2 separate regions of the Mus musculus genome follow, and region 2 is linked to region 1. A link is a loop called in an ENCODE intact Hi-C map of the cell type or tissue named here. Cell type or tissue: left cerebral cortex. All regions are shown on one strand. Links, peaks and the distances in the headings refer to the core of each region. The heading gives the core; the rest is flanking DNA.

The links. Hi-C counts contacts between places; a loop is a spot of excess contacts. Peaks named below come from ENCODE experiments on the same cell type or tissue, not always from the same donor. Only the 100,000 strongest peaks of a DNase experiment are listed, where the experiment ranks them.
Region 2: it touches region 1 in a loop (2.7-fold over the local background); 2 of 42 quality-filtered maps call a loop at or near these places.

The regions. Positions count from the first base shown.
Region 1 is chr5:89,338,674-89,341,598 of GRCm38, reverse strand. No RefSeq gene overlaps it. Among named protein-coding and RNA genes, the nearest start is that of Gm35855, 110 kb to the right of the region's middle. In left cerebral cortex, for the core only: no CTCF peak of the experiment used is centred there; DNase peaks (open chromatin) are centred at 874 and 1,590.
Region 2 is chr5:89,250,714-89,253,638 of GRCm38, reverse strand. No RefSeq gene overlaps it. Among named protein-coding and RNA genes, the nearest start is that of Gm35855, 26 kb to the right of the region's middle. In left cerebral cortex, for the core only: no CTCF peak of the experiment used is centred there; a DNase peak (open chromatin) is centred at 1,617.

The DNA of each region.
Region 1 (2,925 bases), core at 151-2,650:
TCAAGGGAGGGTTTGATTCCTTAGAAGTGCTGCACGTGTTATGATTATTGATTTGATATAAAATTAAGGTAAATGTTTAAACTGGACATAAAAATTTAAGATAGACCCTCAGTTTTTTATAGATCCAAAGACAACTATTTTAATTCTTAGCAATGAAACTAATGTGGGGCAATTGTAAAAATTACAGAAAATTAAAATTTAGGGTTTTAGGCTACTATGTATTTCAAATGCTGTTATTTTAATTTTAGAAGGAGTATAGTTGCTGGGTATGTAAGTGGTTTCTCTGGCCAAGCCAAACACACATTCTTCTGTTTTGTTTTATTCTCAAGCTTTAAAGCTTTAAGTAATATTACTTAGCTTCAATTGTGTTTTAGGCATAGTGTTAGGGATAAATGTAAAAACATAAAACTGATGGTCCTTGTTCTTAAAGAACTTAACAGTGTAGGAAGGCTTGTGAACATTAAAATGGTCCCTTTTAGTCCATGCTGTGAGGTATCACACTGAAGATAAATGCAGGTGTCAGCCAGGGTAACTCAGTAAAGTGTAAGGGAACAAACTGTTGTTTGCCAAGCAGAAAAACAAGGAGAGGACATTCCAGGCAAAGGGAAGAAAGGGCATGAAAGACACCTCCACTAGTTAATTCTTCAGCCCATCTGATCACGAGGCACATTATCCTCATCAACTGGTTAGCCCATGTCAAATTTCAAAAAGTTATTTCTGTGAACGGTGAATTTGGTTGATTAGATTTAATGGTAATAAGAAGCTCCTGTTAATTTCATGGCTTGCGAAGAGAGTATGCAGAGAGAAACTAGGGTGACGAATCCTAGGGTACACTAATCTGAGCCCAGAGGACATTCCAGGACAGGCAGTCGTGGGAGTTTGTTCTATAGCTAGTCCGACAGTTCTATTTTCATAGTTCCTGAGAGCTGGGTTTTTGGGGGCATCCTGGGTTTTTTAATCTCTCCTCCACTCCCCATACACAGTCTTTCTATCCACAAACACACAAAACACAGATGTAGACCCTTTTCCTTTCCCCACCACTAACACCAGCCAAACACACAGACCATGTAACTTTTGGGGACTGGGTAGAAAAAAAAGAAACTAGTCAACAGAAACTAACTCCACTTCTGAGGAGGAGAAAGAAGTCAAACATCTTCCTCTAAGATCTACCAGCTGGACAGCTTAGATTCCTTTTTCCTAAGTCCCTGATTCAACAAATGTATCCATCCTAGCCTAAGAACCTTGTTCTCAAAAGCACAGTGTACCATGCAGGAGATGTTGAGAAGGATGAGAGGGTGTGAGTTGGGAGCTTCACATTAGAAAACAATAACTCGGAAACTACAGAGACAAATGGGGTTGCAGAAGGTCTCTTGGGCCAAATGAAAGAGTTTGAACTTTATCCTTGAAAGCTATAGGGGAATATGAGAGAATACTAAGCACGGAAATGGAATAAGTCAAAAGATTTCTCTCTGTGTATTGTGGAGCACAGATTGGGGGCACACTACAGGAAAAAATAGAACTGAGCAGCATACCCTAGGAAGGGAAAGACAATGAGTTCGTGTGGGAAGGTGGGAAGGAAAGGGGGCAAGGCGTTAAGGATAGTGAGGAAGAAGAACTTTACCATAAAGCAGGACCACAGGGTCTGTGTGAGGATGACTCACAGAGAAAGCGCATCTCAGAGCTGTTTAGAGTAAGAAGAGAGCTGGAAGCTTCAGTGCCAGGATGCTAACCACACAAACATGAGGACTCACACACACACACACACACACACACACACACACACACACACACACAGAGAGAGAGAGAGAGAGAGAGAGAGAGAGAGAGAGAGAGAGAGAGAGAGAGAGAGAGAGAGACAAACACACATCAGGAACTTGAAATGTCATCAGATGTGTTTAGATGAGAAATTCCAGAGGTAAGATATCCAAAGCACAATTTTGATGACAGGAGAAGGAGGTAACTTAGTGAGAGATAGGGAAAGATGGAGGTGTGGAGGGCATTGAGCCCTAAAGACTTCAGTCTCAGCGAAGGACTACATCTGGTGGAGAGCCTGCATAGGGTCTTCCAAAGCATAAGAGTCAGAGGCAGGCCACTGGCTAGATCTGGTGGAAGCAAGAGTATAGTTGCTTCTTATCTTGAACATGCCTCTACAAAATCGAAGGCATGATTCCCAATAGTGCATCTACTTGCTCCAGTGCTCCCCCATTTCATGTTGGTGCTTTGTTTTAGTGTATATAAAGACAACAGCTTTTTAGATAAATCTAGGTTAATAGGGAGTAAAAGTCATAATTGTGTGAAATCGTAGGAAAATTTCATGAAGGTCCATTGTGAGAGTTTTGTGTTAGTTACCAGAATCTATAAAGAATGTGGATACACCCAACATTCAGAAACAGAAAGCCAACAGGTCTGAAGAGACCAATTATAACCCTAAGAGAAGAGAGGGGCTGCTGTGTCTAAGGAGGACAAACTGGCAGGGATGCATTCAATAACATTCAGATGAGAAAGCCATGTACCCACTCAGTGGAAGCTATGCTTGAAATTTTGAGATTTGATCTTTTCTTGACCTTAGCAATATTCCACCCAGTCCTGTCTCTCTGATGATGAGCAGTGAACTTCAGCATCTTGTCAGCCTTGTGATCACCCTGCAAACACCTGCAATTCTTCTTCGGCATTCTCCCTGTGGCACTGGGAAGTTTAGTAATTGCATTTATACAAAATGCAGGCATGGCTTACCAGGCAGGATAGGGAGGGAGCCAGTAATAAATTCAGGAATAACTGTAGCTGTAAAGCATCTACAGTGGAGAAGGGTATGTATTAATTATTTGGGATTAAACTTAGTTCACATTTATTAGCCAGGACTCACCTGATACCTTTTGAAGCTGCCCAAGGGATTCACTTGTCCTTAGTGGATTGTCATTTGCAAAC
Region 2 (2,925 bases), core at 333-2,832, 88 kb after region 1:
TACCACGTCTTAGAGTAGAGCAGTAGATCTCAACCTGTGGTTATGGATCCATTTGGGAGTCAAACAATCCTTTTCCAGGGGTAGCCTAAGACCATGGAAAAGCACAGATATTTACATTATGACTCATAACTGTAGCAAAATTATAGTTATGAAATAGAAATGAAAATGATTCAATGGTTGGAGGTCACCACACCATGAAGAACTATTTTAAAGGGTCACAGTGACAGGAAGGTTGAGAACCACTGCTCTAGTGTCTTTCCAATCCTGACTTTGGATATCACATGGATTTAGCAGTCATCTGTCCTTGTTGTCCTTTTCATTTAGGGCAGTGTCTCAGTGTCTTCTTGGTTTTCACAGCTGTGAAAGTCTTAATAGTAGTTCTGCTCACAGGGTATGTTGTACTCCATTTGAATTGCTATAACAAGAGAGATAAATTTCTTATCTTATGACTGGGAAGTCCAATTATAAGACACCAGTAGAGTGGGCGCCATTTAGAGCCTACCTTCTGCTTCATAGTTAGCATCTTCTTGTCCATATGAGTGTGGTAGAAGAAGCCAGTATACTCTCTCAGGCCTTGAAAAGACTGTGCCTAAAGATGGGCATGCACAGAGATAGGTTTCAATAGTGGGAGTTTTGTAAGAGCATACCAAACAAAGCCAAAACAGACTGGGAAGGCAGCTCAGTGTCTAGCTTGTTTAGCAGGCCTGAGAGCCTAGGTCCAATCTCTACTATTATAAAAAAATTTAAACAAATATAACAGGTATTTTATGAAATAAATTGAGTTGGTTTCAATTTTTCTTGTGGATTTAGGAGGAAACGTCAATGGTTGCATGCTGTTCAGTGCATGAAGTCAGGGGCATTCCATTGATGTTCGTCTCAGTAACTGGCTGCTTGATATATAGAAACAGATGATTAGTTTTACCCTTTTGTGTGCTACCTGTGGAAAGGATCAGGTATATTTAGGGTACACACAGGAAGGTGGGTTATAGTTTAGCCCCCCAAGTAGAGAACCAGCTACTTAGATTATTTAGAATTATATAGCAAATGCTTATCCTTTCTCTATTCAATGGCTTATTTACATCACTTGGACTGCTATGCATTATTTTATACTACAGAGTGTTATTCTTCACTCTTTATTTGGATATTCACATTCTCCCAGGTTTGTCCAATGGGAAGTATTCTAGGTTTGTCTTGTTCTCTGTGTTTCCTTCCTTTTGCCAATGCCACCACAGGTGCATCCAGGATCATCTTGTCTCATTAATAAACCAGCCCTATGTTTAAGCTACTTTCTTGGAGAGAACAGTTTTTGAATAGTGTTTAAAAGCTGAGGTGTGGGTATTGGGTGTGTGTGCTTTTCTAATAACATGCTTAAATGCTACGACAAAATGCAAGGATAAACAAAGGAGATAGCCATTAAAATAAACAGAAGCAAGAAAGTAGCCACCCAGTTTGAAAGCGAATCAACTGACTTAGAGAAGCAACGCAAAAGCAGCAGTTATGGGGATAGAGAAGCAAGCCAACTTGTGCCCACAGACCCTCCAAAAGTCTTAGAAGACAGCCCAGAGTGGCTGGGCAAGTAGGCGTGCAGGTAGGCTGAAGAGAGAAAAGTGGAGAAAAAAACCTCTGTAATGAGAAGTCTAGCTCCCCTCCCACACTCGGTACACCCAGGAGATTATTCCTCCCCCACCAGCACAAGACTGGGGAGTTTATGCTCCAGAGAAGTTCAGCACAAAACCTTGGGAAGAAAGTTAAGCGAAACACTCTGAAATGGTGAGGCTGTGAACTCATGCTCATTTGTCCCAGGGAGGACTGTCAAGTAATCTAAGCATTCCTCCATGGATTCATTGTCCACATAAAGATAAAAAAGCACCAAGAGCACTGAAAGTTGATGTCCCAATGCAGTTGGCCAAGTCTACCTTGCAGGGAAGCCCCAGCTTGGTAACACCAATATGTGTCTATAAACTTGCAGCAACAGCATCCACCCACTTTTTCTTTGAATAGTATATCAAACATAAAAGGTACATTTGACATTTATGCAAATGTATATGTATATATGTATGTATGTATGTATATATATATGTATTAAAATTATTCTATATCTTCCACTGAGGTTAATGAATAGAATTGACCAGTACTATAGGAAGAAGCCACTGATTCATATTCCTTTTTCTTTGTTCTAGAGACAAGCTCAATCTTATTTTTAAGATCCTTCTTACCATGCCATACCCTTCATACCTTACACACTGTATATTAATTCCCCCCAAAATAGGTTTTGTCTTGCTTTAAAATGAATATAAACTCGTGTGCTGAATATATTATTTATATAACTAGCTTCTTTCTCTAGGCATTGTGTTTGAGAGATTCACTCAAGCTGATGGTATACCCAGGAAATTATTGTCCTCCTAGGATATAATTTTCCATTTCTGTATACATTTCTCTATGTTTATATTCTTAGGCATGTATTGTCTTCCAGCCTGGAATTACTATGACTAGTACTTATATGAACATTCTAGAATATGTGAACCAGTGCACGTGAGCATGAATTTATCTTGTACATGCAACTAGGAGTATGATTACTATCTGGTGTGTAGATTTCGTATGATTATACCTTTCAAATTTCGACGATTTATTTTGGGAGTTGAGATATCAATTCCAAAATGCTGATAAAAATTTAGAGTATTAAGAAAATCTGTGAAAGAACTGAGTTTAAGGACTTATACTACCTGATATTAAGACGTATTCTAAAGCTATGGAAATCAAGCAATTTAGGTGAAAATAGACAAATGGATCAGTTGAACTGAATGGATTGAAACACACAAACATGTGCCATCAGTTTCCTGCAACTGTACAAGGCAGGTCTAGAAGGGACGGTAGTATCTTTCTTTCCTGTCTGCTGTTGGAACAATTGTTGAGCAATATGAGATG